Linked DNA regions of Homo sapiens: region 2 is linked to region 1. The links are chromatin contacts, found by Hi-C or POLR2A ChIA-PET in ENCODE. All regions are on one chromosome and are shown on one strand. The core of a region is the stretch at or near the end of the contact, and the rest is flanking DNA. Distances in the headings are between cores, read along the strand shown.

Region 1 (3,997 bases), core at 1,094-3,593:
AGCCTGGATGAATCTAGCTCTCTTCATGGTTTCCCTTGGGCACTGCTTATTTCACTCGAGGCTGCCCACATTTTTTCTGAGCCCCAATTTCCTCATGTGTAAATGGGGCTTGTGGTGCCTTCTGACCTCACAGAGTTATTATATGGGAAACTGGAAACTGATTAGCAAGCTGTGAAGGACTCCAGAATCATAAAATAGCATCCCCTCGCCCCACTGGCCCACTGCCCCCAGGAACCCCCACGACTGGGTCCAGAACAGCACTTTACTCACCATAGTGTCTTTCACAGCCCAGAAGGCTTCCCACAGTTTCTGGGGAACAACCCCCTTCACTTGGCAGGGCCCAAAGTGGAATTCTTGGCCCTGGGCCCCTGATACCTGGCTCCAGAGAAGCAGGGTAAAACCCAGGCAAGGGAGCACAACCATCTGCATTTGAGAGGCTGTCGCCAGCAAAGGAGGGCAGAAGGGTCTGCTGAAAGAAAGGGAGGCAGCCTGTGAGGCCGGCCCTCTGACCCAGAGTTACATGCCCTGGGAAAATGCTCCGAGGGTCTCCCCGGGCCAATCTCGAGCACTCTCCAATGGGCAAGTTGAGACTATTGCAAACCGGCAGCCTTGCTAAGGTGCAGTGGGGGTGAAGCAGGGGTCTTTCTGCCCCTCAAACTTAAGGCCGCTCGTCTTGCCATCTGTCCACCTGCTCTTCCCCACCTTGCCCGTCCACACCCACACGCCCTGCACCTCCTCCTTCTCCATCGCAGTTCTCTCTAGCCTACAACCTGCGAGTCAGAATTTGACCCAGAAGAGTGGAGAAATGGGAGGTTCTAATGTGCCACGTCTGGGGAGCCCAAACCCAGGAAAACAAAGAGCTGAACTAGACATGTGCTTATCCAAGTTCTGCCCTGAAGCCACTAGGCACACATAGGCTGGCAGGTCTTTTTCTCCTCCCCAGGAGACGGCTGTCCCTCACTCCTCATCACAAGGGAGCAAGGGGTTAATCCTGGTCCCAGGGAGGGGCACAGAGGGCAGGTCAGGGTCACACACAGACTATGCCACCTCCACTAACCACTCACTCTTGAGTCTAAAAATTCACTTTTTTTAGTAACCAAATGAGAGAGAGGCATCAGATTTCCAGATGAATCATCTCTAAAGCCTTCCTCTGAAGTGCCAGTTGGGAAGGACTGAGTGAAGAGCCTCCAAGCTGGGGAACCTAACGCCATTATGTATTTATTATAACTGATGCAGAGAATTTCTTTCCCCCTGCCTTCTTTGCCCTTTGTCCTTTCCCTCCCTCTCTCCCTCCCTCCCTCCTTACCTTTCTTTCTTCCTTCTTTCCTCTCTCGCTCCCTCCCTTTCTTACTTTCTCCCTTTCTTTCGTACTTCTTTACACAATCATTTAAGAACCTTTCTTACTGCAGGCACTGGTCTGACACCTAAAGAAACTGCCTCCCACCCCTACACCGGGAGGAAGACCAGAGAAGACCCGGTTCTGCTGGTACCTGGGCTAGGGAGGCGGCGACCCCTGGGTTATGGGTCACGGGGGACGGGGGCTATGCTTTAGCATCTCCCTCAATGTCTTTTCATTCTGTTCTTTCAAACTCCACAGGCTTTTTTTTTTTTTTTTTTTTTTGACAGAATTTCAGTCTGTCACCCAGGCTGGAGTGCAGTGGCATGATCTCGGCTCACTGCAACCTCTGCCTACCAGGTTCAAGTGATGCTCATGCCTCAGTCGCCCAAGTAGCTGGGATTTTTGTATCTGAAAATATCAAAAACACATGCCCAACTAATTTTTTTTTGTATTTTTAGTAGAGACAGGGTTTCACCATGTTGGCCAGGCTGGTCTCGAACTCCTGACCTTAAATGATCTGCCCACCTCAGCCTCCCAAAGTTCTGGGATTACAGGTGTGAGCCACCGCACCTGGCTAAAGTCCACAGGCTTTGCAGCCTCTGTTGAAAATTCATCTCTCAGTCTCGTGTTCCTCCTGGCCTTCCTCCCAAGCAGCCTCAATTCTTCTTGGTGTTAAATTGGCGAAAGCAGCTCCTCATCACAGTCATGTCTTGTCCCTACATCAACACTCAAAAAAATTGACTTCTGCTGTCCCCACCTTGACCCCTTTTCACAAATAAAGCAGAGGTCTAGTCCTTCAAAAAAAAGTAACCAAGAATCCCCCATGCTCACCTCTGGTCCTGTAAGTGATGCTTGAGGGCTGGCTGCCTGGAGGCAGCTGGTTCTTTTTACAGAAAAGTTAGACAGGCACCTTCACCATTCACCAATCAGAGGCATAGCTGTGGGTGGAAGGTTCCCGTCCCAGCCGTGGAAGTCATTTCAGAAGTAAAGGTTTGCAGGCAAGCAAGGCTTTGTGGAGATTTGGGCATATATATGGGGGCTGATGGGGGAGGGGTGGAGGAAAAAGAGGGAGGTGGAGAAAGGGAAATTGGTCATGCTTTCCTAGAGAATTACTTCATTGCCTAGTCACCCATCACTTTAAGGACAATACAGCGATGGGGAAAGCAGCCCCTGAGGTGAGATGAGACCTGGGTTTGAGTTCAGGCTCTACCACTGGCTGTGTGGGCAGGGGCAAGTCTCTTAGCTTCTCTGCGCTGCAGTCTCTGCATGTATAAATTTTTAAAAAATTTGTCCCACCTCCCCCCAAGGGCAAGTGTAATAAACAGAGGCAAAAACAACACAGAGGTGCTTGGTAAACTCTGTACACATGTAAATACATTATTACTGTGCAGCATACACCAGTCTCCTTCCTGTCAAAATAATTCAATAATGATGCCCTATTCATGCTGGGACAGTAGTCCACAGCGAAGAAATAACCTGTAAGTACCTCTCCTTTAATCCATCAGGGCCAGGAAGTTGAGGAGTGTTTCCTGACATGCAGCTACCCATGGTCCCTAGGGTTATAATCACTCAACCAAAATGTGCCTCTCCTTAGGTTCTGGAAACCAGGAAGAATAAGGAAATGTACGCATGGACAAGCCCAGAAAGCTGGGAGGCCTGGTGCTCTGGTGGGCTAGTCTTGGCCTGTGTGGCTCTGAACCACTCAGGGGACACAGACAGCGTGATGTGTCAAGACTGCCAGGGCAGTCAAGAGCTCTGACCCTATCTCCAGCTAGCAAGGCACTCAGCTCTAGATTCTACCATGTGCCCAGTGAGGGCATCAAGCAGAGCAGTGTTTCCCAAAGCACAGTCCTCAGACTCTAGGTTTGAGGAATTCTTGTCTTGCAAGATCCTCCATGAAACAGATGAATCCTAATGAGGTCAGTTAGAGAGCCCTGGCATGTGCTAGCCCGTCCTGGAAATGTCTGATGCTTCTTAACTCTGTTTAATCCAGCATTTCCCATAAGTATTTGCCCACATCCCTGAGGAATACATTTTGGGAATCAGGGATTGGCCAACTGTAGGTCACAAGCCAAATCCAGCCTGCCACTGCTAAGCTGAGAATGGCTTAACCTTGCGACCTAAGAGTAGTTTTTACGTTTTTTAATGATTGGGGAAAAAATCAAAAGAAAGACATTATTTTCAGGTTTCCGTATCCATAATAAATAAAGTTTTCATGGGGTCACATATGTTTGTTGACATATTGTTGCTAATTGCTTTCGTGCTACAGAGGCAGAGATGAGTAGTTGTGACTGAGACCATATGGCACACAGAGCCTAAAATAGTTCCTGTCTGGTTCTTTACAGGAAGAGTTTGCCCAACCTGGGTCCAGGCATGGGAAACGGGAGTAGGAATGTGACGTGGGGGACAGGATAACTGCCTCCAGCTCAGTGGAGATGAAAGAAAAGAGGAGAGTGAGTAGAACACACCCTTGGCAGACTCTTCCCAATCTCTCTGGCACCAACACCCCCTCCCTCCATCTCATACTCAGTGTTGTTTATTTTCTTAAGCAAACAAAATACTCCTTTGCAATCCCTGGCCAGCAGTCTGCTTGGCTATAGCTGCCACCAGCCTGAATCCTTTGTTCCTGGAGGGCCCGAGTCTTACCCTCCAGAAGTA
Region 2 (3,997 bases), core at 997-3,496, 930 kb before region 1:
GGCTAGACCATGACTTGGTCACGGTGGTGTTTGTGGAGGGTACTGTGTCTTGAATGGGCAGCTGGATTATGATAAGCCCTTCCAATCTTATCACCAAAGCCCTGGATGGACGTTTTGTGGATGTCCAGAGAAGCGCTCTCAACTGGGAGACAGAGCCAGTATATCAGCATGACTTTTCTGCCTAGCTGGCAGGTCAGGATGCACACATATTATTACTACTTCAGTTAAATCACGTATACTTGGAAGTCATTTCGATACACCTCTCCACCTGCAGCCCTCAGGGAAGTTTTAAATTTTCCTCATTTTCCTCTATGCTTATTATTTTCCTCAAATGGCAGATGTGTGAGGTAAAGTTTTCCTCTTTGGGTATGTTCTTTATTTTATTTAATTCCTCACTCTGGCAATGCTTGCTCTTTTTTTTTTTTTTTTTTATTACAAACGTATTGTATTTTAGACACATTACAACCAGGAGAACAAACTGGAAGCTCTATAGGTATGTTCTGACCATTAAAATATCTGGACAGTGTTAAAAAAAAAATCAGGAGTTTAACATAAAGCTAGTTTTCCGCCTTGCCCTGAAAACCTGGATGATCTGGACTCTTTGGGTCTCTGTTCCCAGATGGTCCCCAGCAGGCAGAGCCAGGAGGGTGGCCCATCAGGAGTGGCACGGTCCTTCCACTGGGCACATCCCCTCCCCAGGCCACTGTACTCCTTCATTACCTGCATGGCCCCTGAAGACACTGGAGTTGATGACTTCCTGGAGTGGATAAAATGGGCTTTTGTGAGCTAGCCTGGGAACCAAGCAGTATGTTTGATATTATTTCATTGCAAAAGTGGATCTCAGCTTTTAAAGTAAGCAGATGTTTTAAATATCAGCAATGCAAATTTGGGAATACTTAGCCTCAGCTGGAATGTGTGTGTTCTCCATGATGGACTGTTTCTGATGCTTTTCCTGTGCTGTATCTTGGCTTAGCACTTAGTAGGTACTTAATAAATGATTTACCTCAGGTGGTAACCAAGCGCCTGTTGTCCACCAGCTCCCAGGGAGTGAACAGAAATGCCATCTTGCTGTGGACTGGGCCTGTCAGTTCCACCTGAGACCAGATCGCTGCCAGATTTATCTAGAACATCCACTCTAGCTCTAGATAACAGAGATTGGAATGTGTCCTCTGCACAGCTTCCCTGTCTGGAGAGCGAGGTAAAGACCTAGACCCCGTCGAGTTGGCCCTAAAGAGGAAACAGGACAGGGAGGCCGGCATGAAGCCGGCATGAAGACTGCTTTTCTGGCTGTTGCCTGCCGAACTGGAGTTTGTGGCCGGTACACAGTGCTTGCATTCCACACCCTGAACAAGGGCGGGTCAAAGTTCAGCTCATTCCCCTTTAAAGAAAAAAATTCTTTGTCTTTGGCATTTCGAAGTTTTGACCCAGATCAGTCGGAGGCCACGGAATGCTCATGAAGTCTGGAGAGTTTGTTTAGTTCCTGAGTCCGGTAGCTGCCGAGGAGCCAAAGAGAGCCGGCAACCTGTTGGGCTTGAGCTGAAGCCTTGCCTTTTCAAGTTTGTGCTGGCCTGGCCTCCCCAAGCCTCTGAGGGTGAGTAGAAGGAGCCAGCACCTTTTCCCCACTCTGAAGTTATCTTTACCCCCTGAAATCAAACACTGCATGCAGCACCCTGTAAAACTGCTTCCTTGTAGGCTCGAGCGTGCTTGCTAAGTAAACATCCTCCCATGTTTTTGGAACTGAATTCATTTCTGCTTCCTGGTCATCCCATTCGGGTTTTTTTGTTCTTGGTGCCTTGTAGAATCAGGTTAATAGAAGGAAGACCTAGAATTGGGCAGAGGTACCTAAAATGACTGTTTTAATCCTGCCTCCTCCAGCCTCCTCATATAACTGGCTGTTTTCCACCGCACTCAAGGTTCCCTCTTTCGGCTTAAAGCCCCCCTCTGTCTCTGTACAGGAAAAGCCTCTTCCTTCTTTCTTGCCTATTAAATTCTCCACTCTTTAAAACCACTCCATGTATGTCTGTGTCATTTTATTCAAACCGGAGCAAAACCGAAAACCCTAGTGTTCTTCCAGTCATCAAAGCCGTACCAACGGGGTCATGGGAAGGAAAAGATTTAGAGGGAAAATGAAAGGAAACAAAGCCTTGCTGAACGTAGTGTTGTCATAGGTTTTTGCGAGTCATAGTTGGTTCATGCCGCACCCCTGAGATGGGGACTTATCTTTGCAGGGACTCAGCTTAGTTTTGCTGCGGTCATAGACTACAGTCGGCCTCTGTACAAATTCTGTGGCTTTGTAGGTTCCTCCTGTGACCCTGCCTCGCTTTCGCTTCGTCTCTCATGACTTATTTGCCTCTTCTCTCACTTCCACCCACCCGTAACATCCCCATCGCCATGGCAGTGAGCAGCCACGTCACTCACCAAGTTCATGGGGTGATGGGCCAGCTCTGTACCAAGCCTACTTCCCTCTAGTTCTGCCTCCTGAAGGAGGAGGCTCCCTGGCAGAGCTCAGAGCCCTTTGTTTATTTGATCCTGGGCTCTTGGATAAATCAGGAATGTCCTGACATGAACTTAGGCATGTTTTTCTTCCATGGAGAAGGAAACTACGGCAAATGGGATTTAAGTAACCAGAGGACCTTTCTGGGGGACTTGCTTTAGTGCCATCAAGGCCACGTTCCTTTGGTCATCAGACCAGTAGGTAACTTCTTTATTGGCATGCTCAACCTTGGAGCCCAGAAGGTGTGAATTTGAAGCACTTTCCCCCCTGCTGGGAGCCTGGCACAGATACTCTGGTCTTCTTTTAAAACTGTGTAGTGCCATGCTTGTCTTCCAAGTGGTCCTTCTTTCTGCCGGATGAAACTTTGGCCCAGAGTAGTTGCTTGAAGAAGGCTGCCTGGGAAGCAGATATGGGATAAGGTAGCTGCCTGGCCTCGCATTCTCATTCATCTTCCTGGAAGTTGCAAGGTTCTTGATGTCATAGACTTCATAAGTTACCTGACCCAGGACCTGAATATCTCACTCACTTCTGGTCAAGTCTAGGCTCATATGGTACAACTGGTTGTCGGGAACCTTTCTGCATTCTTTGGATGTAGCAGTGTGGGAACCCAACACTCCCTTGGTCTATCTGGGTATGTAGGGTCTAGTGATTTAGTATCTCAGTTGTTCTTGGAAGCATTTTTGCGTCTGGGGGGAGGGGCAGGAAAATGTTGGGGGCTCTTTGCTTGCTGTAGTGGAGACCTGTGAGTATCCAAAAACAACCCCACTCCATCTCTAGATCATTGGTGGACCACCCCTTCCTGGAAGAGTTTCCAGGAGTGTGGACATCCATGCATGAACATTGTGGAGGGGTTGGGGGTCGGCTCGTGGATGCTCATCTTGCTTGACTGCCCATGCTGGAGAGGAGAACCCAGTCATTGGCCACTTCAGGTCCAGGCTTGGCTGTTGCTCTGTTTTGCTGTTTTTCATGTTGTCAGATCTTCTTGGGAACAAATGACTCAGCAACCCAAATCTCTGAGACTGTGTGGCCAATTACTTGAAAAGTAATTGAACGTATTTACCTAGGCCCTAAAATTTTGAGCCCAGGAAGGATGGATATCCAGACTGGTTTTACTCTGGATTCTTCAGGCTGCAGTTCAATTTGGTTTTTCAAATTCCTGCCCTGATAGAAGGATCTCATGTGTGGGGTAGGCAGGCAATGTTTTAATTACGCTTTTTGTCCTTAAGAAATTCCAGGGAGAAAAAGGTCCTGGTTTTTGGCCAAAAAGGCAAAAAACAACAGAAATCAGCTATGACTGTAATCCTGGACTTGTCTGTGGCACAAAGAGTTAATGGGACAGTGGTCAGGGTGAGGAACATTTTTTCTCAGGGCTGGAGAAGCCCATATGGCTCAAGAAAACATGTTGCAACATTTAGTACAGGGCAGCCCTGTCTGGGCACTGGGGGCTGCCACTCAAAGAGTTAAGCTACTCTTATGCCTGAGAAGGCCTCAGGGAAGGAGTGA

The links. A loop is a pair of places that touch in the nucleus more often than their neighbours do. ChIA-PET counts read pairs that join two places held with the same protein, here RNA polymerase II (POLR2A). Pooled maps may share reads with other maps.
Region 2: a pooled map shows a loop between it and region 1 (8-fold over the local background). The contact joins the enhancer-like site here to the promoter of IL24 in region 1. A Hi-C loop is called at or near these places in 1 of 168 maps with a recorded cell type or tissue (gastrocnemius medialis) and 4 of 50 pooled maps. POLR2A ChIA-PET finds 5 or more read pairs at or near these places in 1 of 52 experiments (A549).

The regions. Positions count from the first base shown.
Region 1 is chr1:206,895,789-206,899,785 of GRCh38, reverse strand. IL24 (interleukin 24) reads right to left here and starts at 2,343. Exons shown (of 7, transcript NM_006850.3): 1 at 2,171-2,343; 2 at 1,910-2,055; 3 at 271-466. The coding sequence starts at 1,953. It overlaps LOC105372879 (a long non-coding RNA gene), which reads left to right and starts at 3,668. Exons shown (of 2, transcript XR_007066836.1): 1 at 3,668-3,792.
Region 2 is chr1:207,824,305-207,828,301 of GRCh38, reverse strand. No RefSeq gene overlaps it. Among named protein-coding and RNA genes, the nearest start is that of MIR29B2CHG, 3.6 kb to the right of the region's middle. RefSeq lists enhancers at 2,243-2,362, 3,909-3,958. Within about 2 kb of position 2,246, at least 25 of the 41 ENCODE cell types and tissues checked have a DNase peak (open chromatin) inside an H3K27ac peak, as active enhancers do; they include gastrocnemius medialis, where a contact is called at or near this core.